2 separate regions of the Homo sapiens genome follow, and region 1 is linked to region 2. The links are chromatin loops, found by intact Hi-C in ENCODE. Cell type or tissue: mammary epithelial cell. All regions are shown on one strand. Links, peaks and the distances in the headings refer to the core of each region. The heading gives the core; the rest is flanking DNA.

Region 1 (16,070 bases), core at 5,877-8,376, 120 kb before region 2:
TCAGGCTATGCCCCCTTCTCTTTCTCCCCAACCAGTAGTCCCTAGTGTCTATTATTCACATCTTTATATCCACGAGTACTCACTGTTTAGCTCCCACTTATAACTGAGAACATGTGGTATTTGGTTTCCTGTTCCTACATTAATTTGCTTATGATAATGGCCTCTAGCTGCATCCATGGTGCTGCAAAAGACATGGTTTTATTCTTTTTTATGGCTATGTAGTATTCCAGAGTGTATATGTACCACATTTCCTTTATCCAGTCTACCATTGATGGGCATCTAGGTTGATTCCATGTCTTCGCTATTGTGAACAATGGTGTGATGAACATACAAGTGCATGCATCTTTTTGGTAGAGTGATTTATTTTCCTTTAGGTATCTACCCCGTAATGGGATTGCTGGGTCAAATGGTATTTCTATTTTAAGTTCTTTGAGAAATCTCCAACTTGCTTTCCACAGTGGCTGAACTAATTTACATTCCCACAAGCTGTGTATAAGTATTCCCTTTTCTCTGCAACCATGCCAGCACTTGTTATTTTTTTAAGTTTTTGTTAATGGTCATTCTGACTTGTGTGAGATGATATTTCATTGTGGTTTTGATCAGCATTTCTCTGACGTTTAGTGATGATGAGTATTTTTTCATGTGTTTCTTGGCCACTTGTATGTCTTCTTTTGAGAAGAGTCTGTTCATATCCTTTGCCCATTTTTAAGGGATTTGTTGTTGTTGTTGCTGTTGTTGAATTGTTTAAGTTCTTATAGATTCTGGATATTAGACCTTTGTTGAATGCATAATTTGTGAATATTTTCTCCCATTCTGTAGGTTATCTGTTTACTCTGTTGATAGTTTCTTTTACTGTCAAGAGGCTTTTTAGTTTAATTAGATCCCACTTGTCAGTTTTTACTGTTGCTATCACTTTTGGGGACTTAGCCATAAATTCTTTGCCAAGGAAAATCAACGTTATTTTTCACAGAATTAGAAAAAACTATTCTAAAGTTCATATGGAACTGAAAAACAAAAAAAGAGCCAAAATAGACAAAGCAATCCTAAGCCAAAGAACAAAGCCAGAGGCTTTACGTTATCCAACTTCGAACTATACTATAAGGCCACAGTAACCTAAACATCATAGTATTGGTACAAAACAGACACATAGACTAATGGAACAGAATAGAGAACCCAGAAATAAAGCCACACACCTGCAATTAATTATCTGATCTTTGACAAAGTTGACAAAAATTAGCAATGGGGAAAGGACACCCTATTCAATAAACGGTGCTGGGATAGCTGGCTAGCTACATGCAGAGCATGAAACTGGACCTCTGCCTTTCACCAAATACAAAAATTAATCCAAGATTGATTAAAGATTTAAATGTAAGACCTCAAGCTATTAGAATTCTGCAAGAAAACCTAGGAGATACCCTTCTTGACAGAATAAAGATCTGTTCTAATTATTCCACATTGTGACACCAAACCATGACCACTACTATATCTTCCACCTGACATTTCCCACAGTCTCAGCTCTGCATGGACCTGCCCAGAATGGAGATAGCAATGGGCTTACCATGTTGACACAGCCTCTGTCACTTCCTATTTTCTCTCTGACTCAGGAAGGAGTCACTTCACTCTTGTAATTCTTCTGCCAGAACCCTGGAGGTATCTTAACTTACAACCCCCAGTCTATAAACTCTCCACTAAAGCCACACTGATTGACTCACCATCTTCCAAATAAACTTTATTGATTATTTGCTACTAATATGAGTTACTGATGACTAATAACAGATTATCTCAAAATTGTGTTCTTAACACAATAATAGATTTTCCTTTTTAAATCTTGTAGTTTCCGTGGGGCAGAGTCTGGGGAGTGGCTTATTTTGGTAGTTCTTGCTTTAGGGTGTTTCATGAAGTTGCACTTACAATGCTGATCTGGATTATTCATCTGAAGGCTCAGCTGGGTCTACAGGATCCTCATACAGTGAATGCACCGTTGAGCTGGCAAATTGGTGCTGGTATTGCTTTGGACCTCACCTCATGCCACGGAGGCTACTCCTCACAGAGCAAGTGAGGCAAGAAAAGAAAACATAAGCCACGATGTCTTATTTTGTAAATTTTTAAAATTTACTTTACAGTGTCTTTTAAGATATAGCCCCAGAAATCACACTCTATTATTTCAGCAATATTATATTTTTGACACAGATCAGTCTTAATTAAAGTGGTAATGACACAGGAGCATGAATACCAGGGGGTGAGAATGACTGACACCATCTTGGAGCCACACCATCCTAACCCCTCCTACTCTAGTCAGGGCTTTTGCCTTTGCTATTGTTTTCCTATTTGAAATGTTTGTTTGTTTATTTATTTATTTATTTATTTATTTAATTTCCTAAATCTAACCACCTTTTAATGCTCATTTCTGTTCCATCTTCCCCGTGACACCTTCTCTGAATCCTTTAGCCTGAAGAAATTGCATCTTCCATTGTTCTCCTGTGGTCTCATTATCAATATCACACATTTTAGCAGTTACTCACAGATAGGAAATAATTCCTGTTCACAAATAAAACATTCTGAGGAACTCAGTTCTTCCTATTCGAGGAAATCCTCCACTACTACTACAAAAACCTGCATAAGGCATTGAAAAAAAACCCTCCGTTAGAGATTGAGCTGTATTGTAGTACATAATATAGTATGAGTAATATTAATATGGTGTATTTGATAGATGTTAGAGATCAGTGTCTACCAGAGCAGTACTACTCAAACTTAAATATTTATATGAATCATGTAGGGACCTAGTTAAATGCAGATTGAGATTCTGTGGGTATAAGGTGGGGTTGAGATGCTGCCATTCTAACAAGCTCCCAGGTGATGCTGAGGCTCCTGGTCCATGGAACAACTTTTGAGTAGCAAGGTGCTAGAAGATGGACATAAAATGGACATAAAATAGAATAGGAGTTGAAAGTAGATGGAAAATAAAAGTAGTGAAGAGAATCATGGCTGTGTTCAATCAGTAGTACTGGCAAGGCATAAATATTTGAAGTCACGAATCACTCAAGTATTTCTTTATTGCTCTTTGGTACTGCCCATTATCTTTATACATGCATGTATGTTTTACCTCTTCCAGCCTTGATTATAGGCCCCTTTAGGATTGAAGGTGTTCCAGTCACCCATAGAGGTGAAATATAGTTCCCTTTCTGGAGTAGTTGCTCAATAAATGTGTACTGCTTGATTACTCTGCTGCTAATTCTCACGGTCATTTATTAATTTCTATTATTACTTCCCCAAGTTTTCTCCTTTCAAAATATTATAGGAAATTCAAAATACCTTTCTATTATAAATTGATGTGTTTTATTTACAGTTCCTTATGATATATAATACAATTCCTCATAAAAAAATAAAATTTTAGTTGGTCTAAATACCAGGTAAATTAACATGATCAAATTAATAGAAAAAGTATCATGCCCAGGTAACATGTCAGACCAATTAAATCAGTCTTTGAGAGAGGATTCAGGTATTGGTATTTTTTAAAGCCCCATGGGTGATTCCAGAGTGAAGCAAAAGTTGAGGATCACCAGTTTAATTATCATCCTACTATATTTTAAGATAGAATAATTATACTTTATTTTTTATTGTGCCCCAAAGCATTTTTTTTTTAAATGGAGTCTCACTCTGTCGCCCAGGCTGGAGGGCAATGGTGCGATCTCAGCTCACTGGAACCTCGGCCTCCTGGGTTCAAGCAGTTCTCCTGCCTCGGCCTCCCCAGTAGCTGGGATTATAGTCACCCTCCACCACGTCTGGTTAATTTTTGTATTTTTAGTAGAGATGGGTTTCACCATGTTGGCCAGGCTGGTCTTGAACTCCTAGCCTCAAATCTCAGCCTCCCAAAGTGCTGAGATTACAGGCACGAGCCATGGCACCCAGATCCAAAGCATCTTTTACAACATGTAATTTGGAAATATCAATGAAGACCAATTCAGAGAAAAATGTTTACCTTCCTTTTTTTTTCTTACAGGATGTAGCTGCTTCAATTTATAAATAAGTATAGATATGCTATAGTAATTTTTGAAATTCTATAGCAAACTAACTTTTCCATAAATGAATATGGTTTCTTAATTATCCCAAGCTTGTTAATGTAGGTTGTACTTTTTTTCTTTTAGCAAACACATCAGATCATTTTGCCAAATTATCCAAGTCATTTTAAAAACATAAAGATATTTTGCAAATATTTTATATCTGCCAGTCAAAGTCAGTCTTGGTCCTAAATAGGATGTTGTTACATGCCTGCCTTATAAATGTTAGCATCACGGAAAGCATTTTTGTTTAATTTAGAAATGTTTGAGCTCAGAGGAAATAAGGATACTTATCTCGTTTACTCAGCTTTAGTAACTGCAAAAGGCAGAATAAAGGTAGCTTGCTGGAGTTGCTAGAACCCACATACAGTCAGAATATATGACCTCTCCTTTAAGCTCTGCCTCTTACTAGCTGGGTGACCTTTGGCAAGTCTCTTAACTTCTGTTAGTCTCCATTGCTTCATTTGTAAAGTGAAAGGGTTGAAGTAGACGGCACATAAGATTCTTATACCTGGAAAGTGATGGGGTGAGGGACTACTAAGGTCCTTTGAGTGCTTCTTGGTTACGCACTGTGAGAAGTGATGGAAAATAATTCACACTCTCAAAAATTCCATGACTCTATAGGAGAATTTTCAAGTGAACAGGCACAAAGTCTCTAGATTGTTAAATTAAGCCTATGAAAAATGAAGGAACATAAAATAAAAAGAGAGTAATTGCATTGGTTCTGATTCTCTCATAGAAAAGGAATTTTACACGTCGTTAATTCCAATGCTTTGTATTACAGATGAGGAAACCGAATCCCAAAAAGTTCAAATAACTTTCTATTACTAACACATAAAATAGCACACTAATAGGGGATGAAAATTTATCCAGTTTAACAATCCAGTCCTTCATGTCAATCAAAAGCTTCTTTATCACCATCATAATTCAACATTTCATTCTGTATTGAGAAGGAGGTGGATCTAAGATTTATATTTATGATATTCATGATAATTCAGAGTTTCTGAAACTGACATCACAGGAAGATTTTCACAAGTGGGCCAGGATGTGATTCATGGGCCCTGATGTTACAAGTCCAGATTGGCAAACCAAGGGCTGCTATCAAAGGGACTAAGTTGGATGGCTTTCTGGATAAATATTTCTTTGTAGCTGGATTTACAAAGGTTATCAACCCTCCAGATAAAAAGTCATGGTTCTTCTATTGCCCTAAGAGTCATAGATAGTAAGTTACACAGTAACATATTCATTTTATGTATATACATACATACATATAGTCATGTATAGTAAATTACATGAAAACATCAGTGGTGCCATACACTCACCTGATCCTGGGTGACGGAAACGAGTATGAGGAATTTAAGTAGTCCTTCTCAAAGTCTTCCCCAGAGATCAATTAGCTCATCACCATTTTACCATGAGGGTATGCTCAGGGGAGATATGTAACTAAAGTCCTGATAACTTGTACCAGGTGACTGTAAATCATTCAGTATTCAGTTAGTCAACAAAATCAACAAATAATTATCATGCCTCTATAGTATACCAGGCACTTGCTGGGCACTGGGAATATGGTGATTAATAAATAAGACTGTCCATGCCCCCAGCTTCATATTCTAGTGGAAAGGGAAAGATATCAAAACATGTTTGCAAGGCTGGGCAAGGTGGCTCAGGCCTGTAATTCTACCACTTTGGGAGGCCAAGTCGGGCGGATTACTTGAGTTCAGGAATTTGAGACCAGCCTGGCCAACATGGGGAAACCCCGTCTCTACAAAAATACAAAAATTAGCTGAGCGTGGTGGCGGGTGCCTGTAGTCCGAGCTGTTTGGGAGGCTGAGGCAGGAGAATCACTTGAACCTGGGAGGCACAGAGTTTGCAGTGACCAGAGATTACGCCACTGCACTCCAGCCTGGGCAACAGAGTGAGACTCTGTCTCAACAATAACAAAAACAACAAATACTTACAAAACGTAAAAAAAAAAATCCCTTTAGATATTTATTAGTGTGATAAGAAAGATGAGAAAGCAAATGCCATAGAGAATAGAGGGTGAAGAGCAAAGGCTGCATGGTGTGAGTGGTCACCGAGTTCTTCTCTTAAAGGCAGTGATGCTTAAACTCAGTTGTGGAGAGGGACGCAGTGTCACCAAGTTCTGAGGGAAAAGTGTTTCAAGCAGAAGAAGCAGAAAATGCAGTGGTCCTGAGATGAGAATGAGGAGCTCTGCACTTCTGCCAGAAGAGGCATTGTAATAGTATTGGAGATTTGAAATCGTTATTTTACTCAGGCATTTATTAATTAATATATTATTTATTCATCAAAATACATGTTGAGACTACTGTATATCATGGCCTATTCAAGACCCAGTTCCCCTGCCCTTGTGCAGCTTAGTTCCTGGTGGGAGACACAGACAATAAATAATACCCATAGTAAAAAGCAAATTATATAATTTGTAGGAAAATAAGGACTATGGAAGGAAGAAAAATTTGGGTAAGGAGGACCAGGAGCCTGGGGATAGGGAGGTCAGGGAGGGCTTGGCTGAGAAGGTGACATGTGATGCAACTGAGGGATGTGAGGGAATTAGCCATGCAGGTAGGGGAAAGAGCATCCTGGGAAGTGGGGACAGAGCACAGACATGCTGGAGAAACAGCAAGGAAGTCAGGGAGGCGGAAACAGAGCAAGTGAGGAGAAGATAGTGGGAGGTCTCACCAGAGAGGGAGCCAGACCCTGTTCAATAATGCCTCGACTTGAGCCCAGCATGCTGGCTCACACCTGTGATTTCAGCACTTTGGGAGCGAGGCAGTAGGATTGCTTAAGGCCAGGAGTTCAAGACCAGTCTGGGCACAATATCAAAACCCCATCTCTACAAATAAAAAATAAATAAATTAGCTGGGCATGGTAGACTGGACTTGGTGGCTCACACCTGTGATCCCAGCACTTTGGGAGCTGAGGCAGGAGGATTGTTTAAGGCCAGGAGTTCAAGACCAGCCTGGGCAAAATAGCAAGACCTCATCTCTACAAATAAATAAATAAATTAGCTGGGCATGGTAGCACATACTTGTAGTCTAAGCAACTCAGGAGGCTAAGATGGGAGGATCTTTTGAGCCTGGGAGTTTGAAGCTGCAGTGAGCTATGACTGCACTCCAACCCGGGCAACAGAGTGACACCCTATCTCTAAAAATAATAATAATAATAAATTCATTGAATAATGCCAGGAGTTTTTCTCTGAGAGGAGTGGATAGGTATTACAGGGTTCTTTGATGGCAAAGAACCGAGGAATCTTATTATCCCCACCTATAGGAAAAGCACCTAGGGAGGCTGGCTTTCCATGCAGAGGAGGAACCACCAGGGGGCGGTGCACCGCAAAGTCGGGCTGTGGTGGCCCTGCAGATGGCGGTGAACGGGAGGAGCAGGCTGGCTTTTCCAGGCTCCCGCTATCTAATAAGTGAATAGCATTGCTTTTCTGGGAAAATCTTTTTAAATGTTTTTTAATATAGAAGACTTTTAAAAACATTGAAATAATAACTGTACCTATAGGCCAGGTGTGGTGGCTCATGTCTGTAATCCCAGCACTTTGGGAGGCTGAGGTAGGAGGATTGCTTGAGACTAGGAGTTTGAGACCAGCCTGGGCAACATACTGAGACCCTGCCTCTACAAAAAATAAAAATAAATAAATTAGCTGGGCATGATGGCACAAGCCTGTAGTTCCAGCTACTCGGGAAGCTGAGGTGGGAAGATTGCTTGAGCCCAGAAGTTGGAGGCTGCAGTGAGCTATAATTGCACCACTGCACTCCCGCCTAGGTGACAGAGGGAGACCTCATTTCCAAAAGAAAAAACAAAATATATTATAATATTTATGAGGTATGTACAGAGTTTTAATACATACAATGTATTAAAGATCAAATGTGGATAATTAGCATATTTATCACCTCAAATATTTGTTTGTGTAGAGAACATAAATCCTCTCTTCTAGCTATTTGAAAATATATAATTGTTTACTGTAGCCACCCTATAATACTATAGAACACTAGAACTTATTTGTCCTATCAGGCTCTAATTTTGTATTCTTTAGCAAGTCTCTCACTAACCCTCCAACCCTACTACCTAATTCTCAGCCTCTAGTAACCACTGTTCTACTCTCTACTTCTATAAGGTCAACTTTTTTAGCTTCTACAGACTCTGATTTAAAAACGGGCTAATGATCCGTACGACACTTCTCAAAAGAAGACATACAGAAATGGTCAAGAAATATATTAAAAATGTTCAACATTGTTAATCACCAAGGAAATGCAACTCAAAACCACAATGAGGTATCATTTCACCACAGTTAGAATGGCTATTATCAAAAAGACAAAAAAAAAAAAAAAAAAACAATTGCGGGTAAGGATGCAAAAAAAGTGAACCCTTATACACTGTTGGGATTGTGAACTAGTACAGCCATTATAAAGAATAATATTGAGGTTCCTCAAAAAACTACAAGTCTAGATGGCTCTTTGACTTCCTAAAATGACAACAGCAAGCTATACACAGAATTAAAATATAAACATACTCCCAAAGCCATATATAAAGTACCTGAGGCAGTCCATAAAATTTTAAATTTCAATAGAGTACTAATTTAATCAGGGAAACTTTATCTACGGCATTTTTTGCTGTCTCCATTAAGCATGTTATATGGGCTCTCAGAACCCTGAAGATCTTCATCCAAAAGGGAAGTTATACTCTCATTTTATCTCTAACAGATGTGGGCATCAAGTGTTTATGGGCGTGAAAAAGGCTTTCCATTAAAGGAAACCCTGTCAAGTAGCAGGATTTTCTTTTATTATGTTGTTTTACACACAAAACATTTTTTTTGAAATCACCAAGTCTGCATAAACCTGAAAAAAGCAAAGTAGTATTTTCATAACACATATTTGTCTGTCACTGCTGTTTTTGGCGGAAATTGTCCCAACGAGATCTTTGAGTTACCGGTTTCTAAGTAGCCTCCAGTCTTGACCTTCCAGAGGCCTCAAGGACAATGATGTATTGGCCCCCAGAGACTACTTTTGGGGCTCCAGCATTTTGCAAACACATGAGCAAAGTTTTCTTTTCCTGAAGTCATTTTATTTATCTTCGCTGTTTCCTTCCGCAGCCCTTTATAGAAACAGAATTAAATTGTATTGGGAATAACAAGGAGGAAAAATAATTCACTTATATTTTATTGCTTTAATATTTTGTATTAGCATTACCAGTGATTTATGTTTCCTGCTCCGGTGTCCCCGTTTTGAATTCTCCAAGTCTGTGAAGGGTGTTGAAGACAGGTAATCGGTAAATAGGCTTTCAAGGGAGAATGTGTATAGGTGTGGGTGAGGTGAATTAAGGCTTATTTTCTCATTGATCTTTCGCTTTGCTTTCCAAAGCAGCGGACACTGGGTTGCACATCTCTGTTCAGTTACAGGGAGGGGAGGGAATGCCCAGTAATTTCTTATCTCGTGGTATGTTAATTGCTAAAATATAAACAAAGGTAAGAAAGGTGCTTTGTGCAGGTGTAAGTCTCTGGGCATTTGTCCGTGACTCACTTCTCAGTATATCAAGAATGATTTCTTTCCTCCACAGACTAACCAAGCCTTAACTGTCAGGTTAGCCATTCTCATTTCTCCCTGCTTGGCCTCGATCAGCTGCTGGCCTTCCCCGGGAGAAAGAGCCTCCATTTGCTATGAGCTCCTTGCCGGATGGAGTGATTGCCAGCACATCCCAGTAAGACTGCAGCAGGTGCTGCAGCTTGGGGAAATGGCGTGTGTTTTCCTTACCAGTACATGTGGCTTTTGAGCTTTGATTTCACAGAAATGTAAAAAACAGGTCGATGCTAGTATGTACTACATTCCTACCAGCATACACTTTCAATCCACTTTCTGACAACTGGCTTGTATCACTCCCTGCTTTAGAGTAATAGCACCTTTGCTTGAAGTTTCTTAGGTGAAAATCATGAAGGTTCCCATTTTGCTGAATCTCTGTGTTACTGATTAAGAGAGAGTAACTGCGACAGGGGTGGGCACCTGACAACATTTTCTAAATAACATTAGCATGTTTTTTCCTCTTCAGCCCCCTGGGTTTCAAGCATTTGATTTGAATTTTTTTCCCTACTCCCTTTCTTAAAATGCATGACTAAGAAACTGTTTCTTTCTTCACTGATCCTTGGTTATTCGCTTTGAAAAAAGACGACAGAACAAGAGTATTTCCAAGAATACACCAGTCCTATTCTTTGGTGATGCCACTTTCTAATTTAATGTGATCCAGCAGCCAAAATGTTGTTCTAACTAACATATCTCCTTGCTAAAAGGTATAAAACAGGCATCTTCAAACTATTTCTTAAGAAGGCTAGAGTCAATATTTTAAGCTTTGTGGGTTGTACTGCGTCTTTCTCAACTGCTCAACTCTGTGTTGTGCATAAAAAAGCAGAGCTGTGTTCCAATAAAACTTTATTCACAAAAACAGATGGTGAACTGGAGTTGGCCCACAGGCCGAATGACCCTGGGTTTGGAAGATGCTTCTTGGAACTTCTGGCCCAGCTGGTTTCCATCTGCCTTTAGCTGATTAAGAAGATGTGGCCAAGGGTTCCACTGCCACCTCCCCCACCACTACTAATTTTTACTGATCAGATTACACATCTTATTTTTCACTCTATTTGTTCTAGACCTATCACTAACAGGGCAGGCAAGAGCCAGGGAAGTTGCTCTTAAAAAAAAATAAAAGACCTGGAAACCCAAACTCTCTATACTGTGGCTTTATTTTGTCATCCAAGCTTGGAAGGGCAGCTCTCATTTTGGCTTCCAGTGCCTGTCTCCATTGCCATTTCTCCCTCTTTCAGTCCTGGCAGGCTGAGAGCTTTATGGTCTCCTAACCTTGCCTTTGCAGCATCACTAGCCCTGGTAATAAGAACACCATCCATATACTAGCCCTTTGACAATGAAGAAAGCTGTCCACATGTCTTACCTGATGTGGTCCTGGTCCAATCATTTAAGTAATTTTTAAAAATTATTTTCTGTTTTGACAATAAGAAAACAGCCCTGGAGAGGCTGAATGACTTGCTTAAGATTCTGCATCTCATATGCAGTGCAACTAGGCTTCACCTCCACTATTCTCACTCTAAATCCTGGTATCTGGCCTCTACCTGGTACTGTTTCTCAGTCCTGAGTCATTAAGGGTCTGGCTTCAGGCACTCCTCTGTCACATTTTTTCTTGGATAGATTATTAATACCCTGAGATGCCAGATACCATTCTGCAGAGAGAAGAAGAAAGCCACAGAAAGCCGTTCAGGCTGAGAATGTTTAAAAATATATGGTGCTGACCACCAATACCAATGGCAGCAGAGGAGGATCTTTAGTAAAGGATTTTCAAAGATATAGAGTCTGTATCTCAGAGTTTAAAAAAGACCATTGCTATACAAGATGCTCCGATCAGCTCTGGTTCTCAGTACTTATAAAGCAGCGGAATCTCCTGCTTTATGAACTTTAGTTCTGGGCTTCAGCTCTGTATTAGTCTGTTCTCACACTGATGTAAAGAAGTAGCTGAGACTGGGTAATTTATAAGAAAAAGAAGTTTAATTTGCTCATGGTTCTGAAGGCTATACAGGCTTCTGCTTCTGAGAAAGCCTCAGGAAACTTACAATCATGGCAGAATGCAAAAGGGAAGCAGGCATGTCTTCACCTCGATGGCAGGAGAGAGAGAGAGAGAGAGAAAGAGGAGGTGCTACACACTTTCAAACAACCAGATCTCGTGAGAACTCTATCATGAGATGGCACAAGGAGGATAGTGCTAAACCACTAGAAACCACCTCCTTGATCCAATCACCTCCCACCAGGCTCCACTTCCAACATTGGGAATTAAAATTCAGCATGAGATTTGGGTGGGGACACAGAGCCACAACATATCAGGGTCTGGTCTGGTCAGGGGTAGGTTGCAGGAGACTAGGGACCAAAATGATCTTACCAAAGGGTGAAAAGGTAAACACAGAAGTTAAACAGCAACACTGAAAACTCATAGTCCATGAAATCCAAGGGGCCAGGAGGGAAGGCTGAAGGTTATTAAGATTAAGAAGATCAAAGCGGAAGACAAAGTTGGGATATGGAGCCAGCAGTAGATGTGTTCTAGTAAACACACACACATATGCACACACACACACACACACACACACACACACACACACACACACACGGTATAAATGATGGAAAAAGAGGCAGTGGTTTATAACCATGCCCCACCAGAAATTCTACCTGGCCCTAAATTAGTGTGTTTAACTATGCACATTAAAAATAACCAACCAAACAAGCAAACAAAAACCAGTCAACCCAGGCCTGCTGATATATCTGCTTATCTCCTTGGCAAGGGCCAACCACAGAACTAAGATGATTTAAGTAGATCTGTAAGGTTTCTCTTCCCCTGTTTTCTGAGTAGAGAAATTCACTGGAAATGGGATTCTTTGCTCCACTAAGAAGTCCCTGGCTCCTGCCACTATCCCTTTCCTGCATAATTGTCTTAAATCCTCTGGTAAAGGACATTTTAGCCACCTTCTTCCAGAAGCTACTTTTAAAAATATTTGAAGTAGAGATTTGAAGAAAAGTGGAATAAGTAGCCAGAAGCCAAAGATACTTAAGAAACCAAGCAGAGGCTCTTTCCTGCTAAGAAGAAAAGTTGGGGGATGGTAAGACAAACAGAGAAGCTGGGTAGTTGCTTAACGAGATATAGAGCTTTTAGGCTTGATTAGGGTCTTAACACCTTCCTCATAGGGAAGCACTCACTCTGAATCTAATGACATTGTATTCCTATGACACATCAATAAAATGCCTACAGGAGAAGCATCTTTGTACAAACTTGTGCCATATACTTTTTAAAAATTTTTACTAATAAATATGTGTCATATATTTTACTAATATGTGCCACATACTTTACTAATATGTGCCATATACTTTTTTATTCCTACTAATAAATATGCATATATAAACATGATATAGATATATGTGATCTATATATGTATAAATATATACTGTGTGTGTACAAGTATACAAATTGTGTATGTGTATCTTGTTTAAAGTTCCCCAGTTTTTTCAATTAAATACTCACGAATTTTAAAGAGATCAAGAAGTCTTCTGGCACTTAGAATTGCATTCTACTCAATGATATATTGTAGGTGGAACTACATACACATTGTTACATTGTTACAGGAAAATGCCAGTTAAGATGTTGTTTAGGAAGCAATACCAAGGGTTCACAGGTTTATATTAGAAATTAGTGTCTTTAGCTCCTTTCTGTTGGGATTTAATTTTATGTATAAAATGCCATTATGTCCAAATATTTTATAATGATGAGAAAACCAGTTCACTTTGGATTATCTTCATTTTTTAGTGTGATTAAAAAAAAATCTGGCTGCAATTCTTGTGCATTAGTTAAGAATGTGATGGTGTGCAGTCTTTTAAGTCATGTCAGCAAACGTGTATTTCCAAGGTCAGCTCTACCAAAGAGAATAGTATTTCTTTTGCAACCCTGATCTTACTTGGGGATGAAAACAATTATTGCCTAAGTTAGAAATGTAAACACATTAATGCAAAAGAAAAATCAACAAAAACTTATAGTATTAAAATGCACATCATTTTATGTGTGTATGTAAATGTATACAAATTTTACTGATGTTTTTGCATAAAAAGATAATCAAGGCTCCATCACTACCAAATTTTTAGACATTTAGAAAGGAACTAGACAGTATTTTGTGGTTTTCCTGTCTATGAGATAAGTTTTGCCAGTAAATCAAACAATAGTGCAATAGACATGTTGCATATATTTTGTTAGTTTAATACCTCTTTATCAGCACTTCATTTAGGGACACTCTGCTAATTTTACATACTGTATGTCTTAATTAAATAATGCTGATAATTGGAACGAGTACAATGTATTGAGAACTTATTTGCCTGCCAAGCCCTAATCGAAGTGTTTGATGTTTTTGTTATTGGTCATTTCATCTTCGCCATCTTTGGAGGTAGATCATTTTATCACCCTCATTTTACAGATAAAAAGATTCAAGACTTGCTCTGCCTCCTCCAAGCTTGCCATGCATATAGTGATAAACAATTTAAGGTTATATCAACTTCTTTAAAAGTACTACCCCTTCACAGTAGGTTGGCATTTTTACTCCAAATTATGCAAGGTGTTATGGCATTTTACATTATAATAGCACAGAAGGTAAATAAAACTATTAAATTATTTATCTTCATTCATTACAGATACTGCAAGAGAAGGTCAACTGCTAATTCTCTTTCAACCAGCCTGAAGTAGTGACTACCATTAAAAATAAAAACTATTTAAAAATTTGTCCCAAATATCCGCTTAAAAAATGCTTTCTGATCAGTTGATTTAAATAACGTTATTTGGCAATTGAAAGGCTTGTTTTGCAAACTGTTAGAGGAAGAATCTCTCCTACGAATGGTTTTATTCTGTAGTAAATGTCTCCTCCAGATACATGGATTTTTAAGCCAGTGTAAGGTGTTTAAGACATGGTCGATTCTAGATATGTGTTCGCATTTTGATTACAAGCAAATGTTCCAGACCCATTTCTATATTTCTCGGACTTACTTGGAAAGGCACCAACTAAAGCAGCTGGGAGCTGCTGGAGACCATTTTAAATGGTTAGTTTTCAGGAGATTAGCAGGGAGCACTGCCTTTTGTACTCAACACTGAGTTTGAGGTTTTTAAAAGTGCACAAGCTTTATACTTTACCCCCAATTCTATTTTACAGTGTTTTAAAAAACTTTTTTTGTTGAGTCACCTTATTCTTTTTCTCGCTCATCACAAGACAACCCTACTTTTAACAAGAAACAACAAAAAGAACAGAAAAGAATAAAAACTCACAGTGAAAGCCATCAACGGGTTTTCTTTTTCTGAGCACCACTTTTGGAGGCATTATCCTTTATAACAGGCCCTAAGTGAAAAGGAGGAAAAAGAAACTTTACATGATTAGGAAAGGCTGGGAATGAAAGATACTGAAAGGTGTAATGGGAAATGAAAATATAGTGATAGAAAAGGAAAAGTAATTCTCTGTTGGCGACAATGTTATGTTCCATGACCTGCTCACACTATTTTCTTGTGGACAGCTTCCTCAAATCCCATTCTGTTGATAAAAGCATATTAATATGATCAACCATGAACCAGCACCAACTGAGAATACCACTTCTCTAGGTTGGTTGTAACTGTTTCTTTCTGACTTAAATACTAAATATATCCTCTGAAATAATTACAGTTGTTTGTTACATCCCTTTAGTTTTAGAGAAAAATTAAAACTCTCATTTCTTCCTTAAGGAGGCTAGGGCTAATAACTGGAGTTGTATTTCTTTTTCATTGTAAGCCCAATCAATTTGATTTCTTTTTCTCCTAAATGAAAACATAGGCTAAGGCCAGCAAAAAGCCATAATTGGGTGACTAATTAAATAGTCAGGCATCTACAGCCTGGTAGAGTTCAGGGCTTCCTAGTTGAAGGAAATAAAACCATAAACTGCTATCTGTGACAGTGTATATGAAAGAGGTGAAGGATAGAGCTGTTGTGTTCACTGGTGGATGGAACTATGTATTCATATAACTGCAAGATTTATGGAGATAACATGATTGGGAAAATATAAAACATTAAATAGATTATGCCAGAAGTCTTGCCTCCAAATGTCTAAATCCTTCAAATGTGTCATTGCCACTACCTGTGGATCAAAGAACAAAACAGGGATGTGAGCGTGCAGCCCTAATCTAGACACCTGAGACATGAGGAGTGCCTGCCAGGAAGAATTTAGAAGGAGCAGGCCAGGAGCTAGGAGGAGAAAGAAGAAAGGGTGACGTGGATTGTCAAATGGGGCCTGAGAATTGACCCTTGCATTGGGTGAATGGAGGACCTTGGGAACAGCTACTTTGGTGGAATTGTAGGGAGGGAGCCTGATTCGAGTGTGTTCAAGAGTGACTGGAAGCAACAAGGACAGGCAACTCTTTCAAGGAGATCTGCTGTAAAGGTAGAGAGTG
Region 2 (16,070 bases), core at 8,104-10,603:
AGAGTGTGAAAACTGCATTATTTTATAGGACTGCATCTTTCAATGTAATGTCAGGACTTGAACTGTGCAACAGTTAGGACACTCAATCTAGAGCCCTGGAAAGTACATGAACTACATTGAAATTCTGTCAAATAATTATTATGCGATTGCTGTTTCACTTTTAGTCAAGAAGCATTGAAAAAACAAGTAGCCTCATTAATCATTGAAAACATCAGAATGAACTTTGAGGATCAGGAATTTAGGGACATGCAGATCTGGTCAATTGGCCATTATAATGATACAAATTAAAGCAAAGTCCAGCAGGGAAAATAATCCAGCTTGAATCCTGGGATCTATTCTTGTACCTTTGTGGCGTACACTTACCAGACAACAGATCTAAAATGTGGTGTGTATGTTTTACAATACTATATTAATATAAACTATATTAATAGTCTCTAAGCCAAATGATATGTGATACATCCTAAACTTTTGTTTGAATAGTTGAATTTTTCTTTATTGTTTTCATGGATAGTTAATGAAATAGTTATGATAAAATATACCATGTTTGAAGTCATAACTTAATTACATTTATTAACAAGAAATAGTAATGTACAGGAATGAAACTGAAAGTTATTGTGCAATTTACTATTATCTTTTATGGATAGAACTGGTTACAAGTAACAAATGTAAATTTTTACATTTGCATGTAAGAAGATAAGTCCTAACAGCATTATTGAATGATAACATTATTGAAATAACTTTAATTTCACTAAATTGATCCACATTTGCTATTTATATAGAGAGAAGACCAACTGTGATTTTTATATACATATTTGAAATTATCCATCAATATCACATGGAATATTCAATCTGGCCTTTTGCGGGAGGAAGAAAGGAAGAGATTTTAGAGACTAGGAAAGGACAGCAAATTAGGAAAGAAAACCGCAGATACAGCAGATAAGGGAGGAAGAGGTGGATTATCTACCTCAGTGACAATTTACATGCTGAATTATACTAATTTCCCTGTGTTCTGTGATGCTCAGTAAATGAGACTCTGCTGATGTTCCTATAGGCCATGAACCAGCCGGCACGTTGGTTTCCACTACAACACCTACAAATAAACTGCTGAGTTAAAATCTATTATAGCAGAGAATGGCTTATGACCCACAGACAATCATTCCTCTTCTAAATATATTCACAAATGCCTCATAAATGTTTGCTTGGGCATTTTATTTAGAAGCAACATGGATAAATATTTGAAAGAGTATTGCTAATGACAAAGCAAAAGTGAACTATAAAATAGCTTTAACGATGACTTTAAAATCTGCACTTTTCAAATCAAGCACTCACTAAGGAAAGACAGGAAAATATAAGATAGCAGCAGGTGAGCTCTTCGTGTGTGTGTGTGTGTGTGTGTGTGTGTGTGTGTGTGTGTGTGTGTCTATAGCTGTCTATGCGAAGCAAATCATATTTGCAAAATAAGACCAATATCTGCTGAATAGAAAAGAGCTGCATTGAACAGACATATCTGCCAGAAAAATCTGGGGTTGTAATTTAGGTTTTATAGTCCAAGAATGACTAGATTGCTTTTAAAAGCACTACTTCTTCAATGCTTTTATTCCATTCTTTGATCAAACATGTCAGCCAAGGAAGAAATGGTCATTTATTTCTTTTGAAAGCAGGAAAAAAAGAGATTTACATTAAATAGCGGTCATCACGGCGTTCGTAAGTTTCCAACTATTTATCAACATGCTTGGTTCGCAACTGCAATTCACTTAATTGGACTTGCATCTTCAGTAACACTGCAGCTTCCATACTGGAGGTGGTAGAGTTATTCTAAGCCATGGGCAGGCTGGTCAAATGTACATATGGCTGTGTAATTGTCAGAAAATGTCCTCGTGTCAGACGGGGCCATGGCTTATAGTGAAAACAATCCTGTTAGTGCTTCTGCAGCATATGAGGAGACAGCTCCACTTTATTAGTGAAATTACACTGGCCATGGATGACTGGCTGTCTTGATCATTTACAGGCCAATTGTGAAGCCACTGATGAAATCACTGGGCAGCCCAATCCAATTCAGTCATTAAGACAACTGGAGTAACCAGACTGTAAAATGGTTGGTCTGGTTATTTCTTAATGATGTAATTGGATAGACCAGAGGGAGATCCAATTAATTGCTGAGCAATTGGTGGCTATGGTGGTCTCACTGATAAGCTCAGCTGTCAGTGATGGACTTGAATTGACTGTACAGCTTCCTGATCAATTGTACAAGTTACTCTTACCAAGCTGGGGGTTGGGGAGAATTGATTTAATTTTGGTGATTTCATTGAGCCCACTGATAAATCACATATCTTAAGTGTCTCTCTCTCTCTCTCTCTGTGTGCGTGTGTGTGTTTGTGTATGTGAATGTGTGTGTTATTTTCTCAATTGCAATATATTTGTGAGATATCAGTGATATATAATGCTATTTTAAGATATGGTTATTTTACCTTGCCAGTGTATATTTCATTGGAAAAGTCTATAGGCTCTTGTAGAGATCTGTAGGGCAATTTGTTACTTTCTAGAATAGGAGGGGAAATGCAAGCTTGAATGAAAATTATGTGTTTAGAAGGCGGGAAAGCAAAGTATTTTTTCTTCACCCTTTATGCCCAGTCTGTGAAGTTCACTGCATGGTTACTGCAGCCTATTCATGACATAGTGATGCTAGATATTCTTCTGCTTTGCTGAGTGGCCTGTGAAAAGAGCTTAACACCAGTGTAGCCTGGCATGAGGAAGTAAATGATTGGTATAATATTTTGGGGAACAAATATGCAGCCGATGAGTATTTCAGCTCTCCCCCACCCATTAAGAGACACTGTCCATGGAAATATCCCTTCAAAGAAAAGACTTAGTTACTCATGCAAGCTCTTCTTGGCCAGGGCCTGTGTGAGGACTTAATTCACTATATCCACCACTCAACCATGCCTGGAATAGACGCTCATTAATGTTTGTTGATTTAGTGAAGGAATATGTTCTTAAGATAAATTTCTTTCTGAGAGTTGATGCCAAATAAGTATAAAAAGGTACATAACTGTGGAGTTTTTACTTATTCTAAGAAAATAAATAAATTTATGAGTTGGAAGTGTGACTTGTTGAGGTGATTTAGGCCACCTGTGATTTTTCTAATGATGGTCCATTGACAAGTGCCAATCTTTGACAATGTTCTCACCAGGCCAAAGCACAATGAGAAAAACATAAGAATAATGGTTTTGAGAGATTAAAAATGTCTGCAAATTTTTTGTCATGCCCCCCACTGAAAGGTGGCATCTCTTTCCTTTTCTCTTAAATCTGGGCAGCCCTTGTGACTACTGAACCAGGTTAAGCCTAAACTTTAGGGGGACTAGAAGCTTCTGCCTCCTATGTTGAATGCTTGCTCTTGAGACACTCCCTTCCAGGACACAGGCATCATACTATGAAAAGCTCAAGCCACATGGCAAAGCCACACATAGATGCTCTGGTCCAAGGCTGAAGCTGATCTCCCAGCCAATGCCAGCTGACTTACATTGAGACCCATTGAGACCCAAGCTGAACTCAGTCCACCCATCCAATTGTAGACATGATAAAATGGTTTTTTTTTGTTGTTGGTTTTTTTTTTTCGAGACAGAGCCTCGCTCTGTTGCCCAGGTTGGAGTACAGTGGCCCAATCTTGGCTCACTGCAAGCTCCGCCTCCTGGGTTCAAGCCAGATAAAATGGTTTTTTAAAGCCACTACATTTCAGGTCAAGTTGTTCCCAGCAATAGATAGATACTAATGATATGTATTGAATATATACTACAACAATGATGCATATTCTCCTTTGTAAGAATTGTCACCTCTGATTTTCTGAGGATTAGCTATTCAGAGACGCTGTAGTTCTTGCTTTCTTGGTGTTGGAATATCCTTTCTTTTTGGCATGATGGCTAGAGAAGATATCAGTGATGTATGTAGATGTATGTTTTTAACTGGAATAAGAAAAAGTTGAGATTCATGAAGAGCAGTCAATGTTTTCAGCACCCTTCATTTATCTATAAAATTCAAATTCTCTGCCCAAATCCAACTTCACACCCTCTGCAGGAATTCCCCCTCATCCAGGGCCATCCTGAAGATTACCAAACTTCTGCTCAACCTATTCCAGTGGAAACAACTGATTCATCAGAAGGCAGTGCTGTCTGCCTTTAAACATCTGTGATTATAAAGAAATACAGTAATATAAAACTTTGATCATAAAGAGAAGTTTTGCACAGATATTTGTAATTCTTAATTTAAAGAAATATTCCGATATTGTTAATTACACACACCAACACATTTGCAAGGAATCTCTGGACTTCAGATACCTCACTTCAAATTGTATTATTTCACATTATTGTTGTTGTCTCTGATAAGGGAATACGCATGGGGGATGGGAAGTGGCAGTGGGAGGTGTTGGGGAGGGAAAGGTGAAAAAACACCACATTTACTGAAAACATACTATGTGCTAAGTTCTACTGCATATGCCAGACTCTCAAGAACTTGGAGGTTTTAGAAGTTCTTTAATGCAGACATTTCCATAAAGATGTATGTTTTCCCTACAAATCAAACATTTTATGAATAAACATTATTTAACTCAAAGCTTTTTTTAAGCTTTTGAATGGAGAAGAAGTCTCATCTACCTTGAAACATTATTGCTATGAAATTATTTTATTCCAAAGTCAATGGATTTGTTTTTTACAAAAAGCTTAAGTAAAGGCACTCCTGAACACAAATTCTTTTATCAAACTACTTTTGTCACAAAGGTGTTTAGTATAATGCGTTATAAATTATATGAGTGCAAAATATGAAGAGGAAAATGTGTCTGTACAATGGACATTAGGAAAAATATAAGTAACAAAATAATGTGACGTGAAGCTTATCTTTGAAATGATACGGCATTTACTTCTACCATATGTGTTTGCTACGGTCCTTCTAAAGTTCTCAGCATTTTTAATAACAAAAAATGTGGCTGACATATGAACTTTAGCTCTTACAGCATTAACATATTCCAGTACTAGTGAACAGTTAAAGGAATAATAAGTGAAATAAGGTGTGTTTGTCATTATTAGTGAGAATATGGAGCCCTGAATTATGGTAAATAGTGAACTAATTGCCTTAAAAATGGTAGAACTTTTCTTTTGGGTAGCTGTTTCTTGAAAGCCATTTTCTTCCTTAGAAACTGTTTTCAAAAACTGCCATCTTCCTCACAGATATAACCTTCATTCCAGCAGTCATTGGTCTATAACAAAGCTTTTCAAAGATAAGAAGAAAAACTATGGTAGTACTTCAGTGAATGTCACTTGACTGCAGACTCATTTTTCTAATTTTTCAGAATAAAGATATCCATGATTTATACCCAATTCAAGAGGAGACTTTGGATCATTTCAATAAATATTAAGGGAGATTATGTATATAAGATATTATTTAGATAAAAGGATTATTAAATACCTCAGATACCTTTTCCTATGACACACCTGTTAAAGAAACAAAATATTCTGTACAAGTCTACTCTTCATAGGAAATAAGATGAAAATTGCAAGAAGTTTCTTCAAAACCCACCTGATGTTCTTTGAAATAAGATGAAAATTGCAAGAAGTTTCTTCAAAACCTACCTGACATTCTTTGAAATGGAAGAAAAAAATGCTATGTTTACGTACATACCTTTAGAAGAAGAATAAATATTATTCTCCTTGTCCGTTGCCTTTCCCTCTTTTGTTTATAGGGATGGGGTTGAGGGGGGACTTTGGGAGAGGTCTCCAGAATTAATGAATGGAATCAATCATCTAGAAAGTTATCAGCATGAACTAAACTCTTAACAGCAGACTGTGGAGGTGCTGACTACCTTTCATGCTAATTGACTGCCAAGGCACCCTAACTAGCCATTTGCATAGGGCATTGTGGTAGATGTGGCTCTGAAATGTGCATCTCCACAGCAATGGAGCAAGTTCACCTGCCTGAAGAATTGACAGAGTTGCTAGCCCAGAATGCATGGCTTCTGGAGACTTCTCAGGAATTTCAGCTGGATGGTCCAGCTCACTTATCATACTAATACCAGGTTAGAACAGTTACCTTAGAATCTTTGTACATTACCAGAGAAAATCTAGAAGTACAATGCTTCAGTTAGACAGGAGGAATAAGTTCTGGAGGTCTATTGTACAGAATGATGGCTGTAATTAATAATGTGTTGTGTATTTGGAAATTGCTAAGAGAGTAGATTGAAATATTCTTATCACAAAAATGATAAGGATATGAGGTGATGAATATTAGTTAGCTTGATTCAATCATTCCACAATGTATACATATATCAAAACATCACATTGTATACCATAAATGTATCTTTCTCATTTATCAGTTTAATAAAATATGGATAAAACTTAGTTTGGGGACAAGTAGGGTCATTTCACATTGCCTTGGTTTCTTTTTGGTGATAAGTGTTTACAACATATATGAAAGTAGAAAAAAGTTTGATGGCCAAATTTAAACTTACCTCTCATATGTTCCAGAAACACCACTGCCTCCCCTCAAAATGATCAGATTCTACTCTACTTCCGTTCAAAGGTACAAGGTAACAAATATACTGACATTTGCTCTTGAAGGGAAGAAAATCAGATTTCTGCCAATTTAAAGCCATGAACAAATGTCAGAATTAAGATCAGTTTGTTGGATGAGTTTGTAATTCCACATGCAAAAGCTAAAATATTTTCACGGTGGATTTTACTGTCCTATGTGGCAATGCACCCATGAGTAGATTGGGTTCACTGGGTACATTCCAAAGGGCCATCTAAAATGTGTTTTCTGGTTTTCGTCATTACATGTTAAGTTTTTGAACACTAGTGGTCATATATTACCTGTGTTCAGCAACACGCTGCTTATACTGTTGTTGAAAAACTGGTTAACATTTAGTAGGCACTTAAATATCTATTGAATAAATAGTGGGGATGCATGACTGCATTACATGCTTTAATCTCAGGACATCCTTTAAGTTCAGAAATAATCCTATGAGCTGTGATTGTTCAATGGTTTGTAAATACCATAATTTTTTAGAGAAGATTGTTATTTTAAAATGTTGGTGTTTCACCTGCCTGTTATTTACAAACAATTCTTTTCAATGATGTTCAATAATTATTCAATTAAAAATTACCTTTTGCCCCAGTCAGTATTTAGGTGGAGTAGATTGTTCTGGTATTTATCTGATTATTATCGGAAAAAAAAAACTGAAGTTGAACTGGTGTCAGAGTGGATATATATTTACAGGAAAAGGATATTACTGTTCCTCAAAAAGCATTCCTAGAACTTTGCCTATGCTGCTTGAAGCTATTGCTTAACAGTTTCTTCCCATCTTATACTCAGATTTTACCATGTCCCTTAGCTGTAAGGTTTTCTCCTTCTCTCCTATCCCAGGAAATCCATTGCAGCAACTTATCAGTAGAACACATCGTATTCCGTGTTGTCTCACCAGTTGATGGTTTAATTAGCACCTAGTTACAAACTAAGTAGAATCATTCATGGAAAACATGGATCTAAAAACAAAACACAAATCATTCATCCAGGCCGTAGATACTATAAACTACGTGTAATGACAACTGTGATCTCCTGGTCCCACCCCTTGACCAGCAAGCTGTCCTGAAGATGCTGTTTGAAGATTCTCAAGTAGGCTCCAGTTGGTTCCTTCATTCAAAGGCCCAAATTATGGGGAGCTCATCTTTGATCCTCTTTAAGTTCTACATTCAATAAACTTATTCATTCATTCATTATTTGTTTTACTCATTCAAAAAGCATATGAAGTGCCAGAGACACAGAGAAAGCATTCTCCACAGTCACACTCTTAAGTTCCTTTGGGTGAGGGTGGCAAGCAGTGGACATAACAGGTGAATGAAAAATTGCAAAACAATATGATAAGTGTTACAGCTGAGCTATACAAGGGCAATGTGAGCATACAGAAGGGATTTAACTAACTCAGCCTAGAGGAGCATGGTTAAAGCAGGAGTTGAATCTGGAAGGAAGAAATTTTGAAGGAAGGATGAAGAAAAAGACTTTGCAGACTCAAGGAATAGGATGCACACAGCTGCAAGGCAAAATGATGGCATGTTCCAGAGTCTGCAGGCAGGTGTGTATGAACAGAACGGAGGACGGGTTTGAGGGGATGGAGGAAAGGTGCCAGACAATTAAGGACATTGTATTCTCATGAAAGTGCAAGTGGTGGGCAGCCATATATGTGTTGTGGGACCCATTGCCACAGTGGACAACATAGGTGGAGATCATGTCAACGCTAAGTGTTTCTGCTTTGTATATCCATACTTCAATAAAACGTTCCCAAATCAAGGGTAACCCAGTTGGAAATAGAGCAAGAAGAGGCATCCACAGCATACAAAGTCACAAGGTGGGGCTGCTTTCATAGGATAAGTAAGTGAAAACCTTTTAAATCTCTCTGAATCAATACATGCCAGTATAACTCCGATCTTCCATAAAGCTTTCTAAATATCTAGGCTGGTGTCAATATCTAAAATTCCATAGCCAGGGTTTTATCTTTGTCTCAATACTGTTCATTCATTTAATATGGATCCCTGAGGAGTTGGAATGCACTAAATCCCATAGGTCAAGTCGTTTGGCAAAGAGAGTAAGTAAGCATTAAACGACACAGAATGAGGAGCGGAAGTACCCAAAACTATGAATGAAGACTCCCAAAGGGGAGTATTTGCACATTGACCTGGGAGAATCCCTCTTTTGTGTGTGAGCTTGTAGAATAAAAGAAATCAGTCACTCTGAGACCAAAATACCTTGTCCTGTGTTGTTTGTTACTGGATATCAAATTCTCTAAACTTCTGTTTTTTCAACTTAAGTCATATTATGAAAAGGAAATTAAATGTATCCATCAAATGAGATAATATACATCAAGCTATTTGCAAACAAAAAACACCATACAAATTTAAATGACTATCATTTATGTGTTATAGATATGTAGGCGTATATAACACATTAGAAGTTGATGTTTTTTCTTAGAATATTTGCAGTGTGATAGTCATATAGCATTCTTTTCTGTTCAGGGAAAGGCCTTTGTTGGGCCATGTGGTCTAATCAGGCTGTTTGACTAGATTTAAAGACTCAAAGTATTTATATTATTTAGGACTAACACAAATTCAAAATGGGAATTTTGAAATATGAAGACATTGGATGCTACTAAGCCAGTCATGAATGCCCTTTTAAAACATAATAATAACACCCTGGATTTCAATGACAGTGATCCTAGAGCTCCTTTATGGGTGATGTTCTCTCATGTTTCTTAATTACCACAGGTCATATAGACCCCATTTGCAAAAAGAGTTCATGAGGCTGAGCTGTGTTATGTACCTTGACCAAAGTAATATCAAGGAAGGTCAGTCCTGAGTCTATTAGATTGTTGTGATTTGCTCTTCTGCCAGGTGCAGCTAAAGGCATTTTTCCTACCTTAGTCAGAGATGTGCTGGCTTGAAGAACTAACTCATGAAACCTGAATACCTGAAGAGTTAGTGCAATGTCTGGAGGGAGGAGCCTAATGCTTGCATGTGTCTCCCTGGCTTGACCCATCCATAAAAAAAGATGTATGCAGAATGTCTTTGCTGAGCCAAGGGTGACCTGCACCAGCTCTTCCTCCACCTTCATTCATTTTGTGCCTATTCCTTTCATGGTCCATCCTCCTGACTGCTTCAGCCCCTGCCCAGCTTGGAGGTTCTGCTTGCCTGTTCTGTCTCTGACAGTCCATGCTCACAACTTGAGCTTCTCTTCTCCCTTGACATTGCTTGAATTGTGCCCAGGATTTTGTCTTCTTCCTCCTGGCCTCAGGACCTTGTGAACACACCTGACTGTTGTGACCTAGTCACTCCTCAGACTCTGCCTCTGAACTATCAGGTGCTGGATAGCAAAGCCAGTCCAGTGTCCCTGGCATTTATTTGGGAAGCAATCATGTTAAAGAAAAATAAAATCCATCTTCAGGTGACCTATTCCCAACTCCTGATTTCATGTGCTGATATGTTTGTGTTGTTTAGCAAACTCTCACAGAAAATGTTATCTAAATGTCACACCGCTATCTCAAGGGTTTGTTGGACTTAATATCTAAGCCTTACACTGAGACTAGAGCTGAGAATCCAGATTAGTTTTACCTACGTATGTTCTTTGTCGGACCTGCATGATTTGATTTTATCCAAATGGAAAAAATGGTTCAAAATGGAAAAAAGTTCCAATACTGAGAATATGGATGTCAGTGGCCAAATAATATGTTGCATTTTAATTTTTTTTGCAGTCCTCAGTGAATTTTTATGTGTCTCTCTGCGTGTGTGGCATGTGAAGGAACACAAAGTTAGAAATAAGAGAGGGAGACAACCTGTGGGGTGGCCACATTCCAGGGTCTGATCCTCTTTGGGGATACTGTGATATGCTGCCCAGATCCTCCCATCAGTGCTAAAGAAGACAGCCAAGTGGGAGACAGTGAGGCAACCTAAATGTTCTCAATGGCAGGAAACCATTACCAGCCCTGGAATGGAAAAAATACAGGGGGTGGTGCTGTCACCTGCCCAGAAGCCAAGGTCATTAGACAGGAGCTGAGACCATGAAGGGATGAACTGTCCCATGTAGACTGGAACTTCAGAAAAAGTACAGCCATTGCCACAGGTGCCCCTGAAACAGAAAGAGAGAGGAAAAAACACCCATACATATTCCCGTTTATAAATTGCCAGGCTTCTGTCAGTTATTCATGTTGTAACAGGAAGCTACGGGGCCATGTCACCAGGGACATGTGCATCCCTGGCACACAAAGCCGAACAGGGCATGGAGCCGAGGGTGAAGAGACAAGTGACAGGCAAATGGCACCTGCTCAGTCAAATCTCTGAGAGTGCAGCCTGGAACCCGCATGTTCAACAAGTTGTCCAGACCATTCTTATGTGCACCAACATTTGATAACCTTTCCGTAACATGGAAAATCCCTTAAATTGCCAGGCTCTTATAATTGCAAAACAATTATAGTCATCAATTCTGATGGAAGGAAGATGTTGAATTTTGTGAGCCTTTCCCCTTCTCTGATTGTTTTAACCAAATATGATAAATAACCTGTGGAATATACGACAAAATGTCCCTTAATAACAAATTTCTCCCTTTCAGTGTAAAATTATCTGGAAAAAAGTCTCCTTTTTGCACAGCCCCTTGGGAGCCATTAACATGGCATTCTACAGTAATCCAAAATGTGCAGAAGAAAGTGAGGTACATTTACTTAAAATTAGCTCCACAGTGTAGTACAACTATTTCCAGCATTCATCATTGTTAATGACTATAATTGATGGCTGAAAATAGAACCCTCAAATGAGAATAATGTCCAAATTCACACACGCACACTAATTGGGAATTGTTCAGCCTGTGAGCATGGCAGCCAGATGCACCCCACACTTCGACTTCTTTCTTCAATTCAGTTCTACACTGTACTTCATTAATGCTTAAGGCTTTAAACCGCTGCCCTTGTTTAACACATGACAGTTTTTATGTGTGGAAATGTTCTATGCATGTAGGGGTGTGGGAAGCAGACACAAACATTCTGATTTAATCCACTGGAATTCTGTGGCAAATCAGCTCAAAATGCCTTAGGGAAAGATCCTGTATTGGCTTTAATTGTTCCTAATATGAAGGATTGAGAAACGTGCTTTGAGTGCTTTTGGGTTTATATGTAAACTAGGAAGGGAAAATAAGAAAATGGAATGAACATAGCAAAGAAAGATATTCTTAAAACAGGGCTGTTGCTCTTTATAGAAAATAAAGGTTTAAAGCAGCCAAGTACTTGATTTACCAAGCAGGACTGACTCATCTTCATCAGTGGAGATCCCCAATACCTAAGGTACATTTTTAATATAAGAAATTAACATCATTATAAATAGATTTCTGTGTTGCTGTTCTCCAAATTCATCTCATTAAAAACGTGACCATTAATTGATGATCATCCTTGAGTCACTCACTCTTATCGTCACTGGTTTCTTGGTCTGATACTAAGAGGAGGCCAGGATGTGCAGTAAACTGTATTTATTTCCAGTGCTTCCCCTTTCCAGGTGACTTTGGGTAACTCCTGCAAAGTCTGATCTTCAGGCCCCTCAATTAAAATGATAGGATTGGAATTAGATTATCTACCCAGCTCTTTGAATACTGCAATTCAGTGAGTCTATAACACAGAAACTTACCTGTGTCCTGTAAAGTTAAATTAGATTTTGCCTTCACCGCTTACTATAAAGCATACAGAATTACTCGTTGTTATTTAAACACGCTGCAAAAATTAGCTGGGTGTGGTGGTGGGCACCTGTAATCCCAGCTACTCGGGAGGCTGAGGCACGAGAATCCCTCGAACCCAGGAGGCAGAGGTTGCAGTGAGCTGAGATTGCACCACTGCACTCCCGTCTGGGCGACAGAGCTAGACTCTGTCTCAAATAAAACAAAACAAAATAAAATAAAATAACACACCGCGTATTTTCCAGCATTTGTAGTTTTTCTCAAGCCTAAATCCCATTCCCAACTACCAAGTACCTCTTTATTTCTTAAGGCCAAGATCAAATCCTATGGTTTTCATTGCCTTATCCGTTGCCCCGGTTAGATTCACCCCTCTCCCTTTGTGCTGCCATAGCTTCCCCATATACATTGCTTGCATCTCATCATATACAAGTCTGTCCAGTTTCAATTAATTTTTGTTTATTATCGACTGACTCCTCTACTTAACGAGGATTTCTTCAATGGTTATTATTCTATCTAACCATCTTTGCAACCCTGAAGGTTGGCACATATTAGACACTCTGATGATTTAAACAGTTTCATAGATTTTTTTGCTTAAACATTTTGTAGTAAAACATTTTGTTTTGTTTTGTAAAAAATGTTTATTTTTGTTAGTTAAACATTTTGTGGTAGCCAGCCTTAACCATGGCCCCATGACTCTCCCCCACTGACATTCATGGCTCATGAATATCGCACTCCCCTCCCATTTCAATCATGGCTAACGATGAGGCCAAGAGAATATGGTAGAAGCGATGATGTTTCCTTTTTGAGGCTAAGTTATAAAAGGCTTTTGCAGCTTCTGGCTGGTCTTGTGTACCTCTCCCTCTGGAGGAAGCCAACCTTCATGCCATTAGGATACTCAAGCAACCCTGCAGACAATCTCAATTGGAGAGGATCCAGGGCCTCCTGCCAATAGCCAGCATCAAATTCTCAGCCATGTGAATACCACTTTGTAAACAAACCTTTCAATCTTTGTCAGTCCTACAGATAGCTGTAGCCTCAATATTTGACTAAAACCTGTTAGCCAAGCCATTTCCAAATTCCTATAGAAACTGAAAGATAATAAATAATAATTATTAATTCAGTAATTACTTATTGAAATTATTTATTATTTGGCAATACATAATTAATACAAATTTCTTCCTCCCCCCTTTTCCATGGGAACCAATATTATGGAGTCAAAAAAAATGGGTTTGCCATTGAAATCTTGCCTGATACTTAATATCAATATGAATAATGTATTATGAATAGTAACAGCTATTGGCATTATTATTAATGTATTAGCACCATTAACTATTATATTATTCATTCTAATTAACATAGCCAGATGATTGGTATGCAATTAATGTAGTAAATTAGTAATAATATCATTGGTATGTTGTTAAAACACTAATGTTTGGATGACAATACTAACAATAATTATTAATATCAATTATTATATCTATTTGTAAGTGATAGAATAATTATAATATTATATCTACATGTATGTGAAATATTATGATCCCTATTTGAATAATGAGGAAACTGAAGCTTAGAGCAGTTAATTTGTCCAAAGTCAATCAACTCGTATAATAATGAGTTATGACTCCAGGCTAGATTCATCTTAAGCATCAAAAACTAGCACTAGAGCTTTGAGTTTCCTCATCTACACAATTGGTACAGCAATACTTAATATGCACTGTGCTTGTGGGGATTAAATGAGATGAAACCTGTAAAGTTGCTTGCAGAATGCCTAGAAAAGCCACATGCATCAAATGCCAGTTTATCTCCCTTCCCTCCACAATCTGCTCTGTTTCTAAGAAGCCCCTGGGAACACAGGCCATTAGGCAGAGCTGTCAGAAGCAGAAGCCTCAGATCAAGTCCATTTCCACATGGGACCCCAGGTCCTGAAATTGTGCAATGAGGGTGACTCTTATATTTCCTGTGGAAGAAGTAAGGTTACAACTCAGTCTTTTGCCTTTCTCAAACTCAGGCTGAGTATCTAATAATAGTGACGTTTTACCTTTTGATAGTACTCTGGAGATTACAGAACTGTTTCCATTTTCTACTTAGGAGAGGGTAAATGGATTTGATGCAGATGTGAATCAGATTGGCCATGGAATGAAAGTTGGAAAGTATTTGTGGCAACAAACCCCTTATGACTGACACACACACTCCTTCCTTAAAACCTTTATCTTCTGCAGAAGCAATCTCATTACAACCAATTGGTGGTCAGTTACACAGAATGGAGTCATAAGAGTCATTATCTATGGGATGTTTTTTCCTTTATTCACAATGAAGGCATAATCTTTTTAGAGAGAAATACAATTCTCTCCAGATATATAACAAAATATATCTACTGATGTTGGTTTAGTTTCATGTGGTTGACAAGAAAAAGCATTCATTTACCTGAATACGCAGCTCAATTTTAAAATAATTTCTGTAATTTTATTATAATTCACAGAGCTGCTTTTATTCATTTTACAAATTGCTTTCAAAGCATAAATGATGTATTGAAAGGGATTGACTATCCGTAATAGCTCTGATGTGTGAGTGGCTGGTGGACTTACCACTTTAACATGATCTGGCATCAACCTCCATGAGCTGCGCAGTAAGAATAGCAATACCAAATTGTGGTAAACCTCAAGAGTTTTCAAGGAAGCAATATGGGTCTAATTGGGCAGAAGCTTAGCAAGTAGACCACAGCTATTTCTTTGTAGAAAGTCCAGTTGTGTATTACAAAGATTGTGCCTATAAGGTTTGCCTTGCTAAATGGAAACCACAAGGAATGGGCCTTTGGATGTCTTCTTGAATCAGAGCATTAAAGGGACTTAGCTGGAGTTCAATAAGGATAACATTTTTTTCTTTGCAAAAATATGAGCTGTGTGCACCAGCACACATATGTACTTGGTCTGCAGGCTTCTCTCTAGGTTGCCAAGAAAATAGGTTTTGATGGACAGGGCTGTACCATGAAGGATAGTAGACGAAAAAAAAGATATTAAAGGAAGCCCCCTTTTTAACCTTTAAACAAAGTTAAACATGCAGTGTTTCTTAATATTGTTTAACCATAAATGCCTTTTCAAAAGTATAATATGCACTAAGATTTGCTCTGTGGAACTTGCTTGGGTAATCGGATCTTTTAAAAGAGAGAGAAATTCTGTGGAGTGAGACACAGAAAATCTTATTGAATGGGACCCCTTTTCTCCGTGTGGGAATGAACTGGTCTCTCAACTTTCTCCTTAGCTAACTGTCTGCAACACTACAGACTCGTATCTACCTCCAACATGAGCCTCTCTTGTCCTCACAAGAACCCCTCGAGGGCTCTACTGTGTCCTCAGTAGCAGACACTGTATCATGTTCAGGTGCTTGTCTGTTTTTTTGATCACTAGCCCCATCAATCTGTTTTTTTCCAACTTGCCGCATTCTACACATTTTCCTCCTCAGGTCACCAAAGTGCAGCCTTTCATTTCTACCTCCAGAAACTCAAGAGTTTCTGGAAACTTGATTTGCCCCATATTATTAACAAAACAATTTTATTAACATATATATTGGCCTCTGAGCTGCTTCTGACCACAGACACCTTAGGTTCCTCTTGGTTACAAAAGCTGTGGTCTATCTCTGATGATGTACGAAAGAAGCTGATGCTTATCCTGTGGTTGTTGGTCCTAACCTCCTGTTTAGTCTTTTTGTAATTTGAATCTCATGCAACTTTTGTGATACTCTTAGCCCATCATCAACTGCTTAGCCCATCATCAATTGAAAATAATCAGATATCCTAAAATCATCAGCCAGCGAACTTTTCAGATTGTTGG

What was found. A loop is a pair of places that touch in the nucleus more often than their neighbours do. Peaks named below come from ENCODE experiments on the same cell type or tissue, not always from the same donor. Only the 100,000 strongest peaks of a DNase experiment are listed, where the experiment ranks them.
Region 1: it touches region 2 in a loop (2.1-fold over the local background); 1 of 110 quality-filtered maps calls a loop at or near these places.

The regions. Positions count from the first base shown.
Region 1 is chr20:15,701,797-15,717,866 of GRCh38, forward strand. All of the region lies in intron 8 of MACROD2 (mono-ADP ribosylhydrolase 2), which reads left to right. Among named protein-coding and RNA genes, the nearest start is that of MACROD2-AS1, 780 kb to the left of the region's middle. In mammary epithelial cell, for the core only: a CTCF peak has its summit at 7,390 (motif pointing right); no DNase peak of the experiment used is centred there.
Region 2 is chr20:15,821,902-15,837,971 of GRCh38, forward strand. All of the region lies in intron 8 of MACROD2 (mono-ADP ribosylhydrolase 2), which reads left to right. Among named protein-coding and RNA genes, the nearest start is that of KIF16B, 740 kb to the right of the region's middle. In mammary epithelial cell, for the core only: no CTCF peak of the experiment used is centred there; a DNase peak (open chromatin) is centred at 9,490.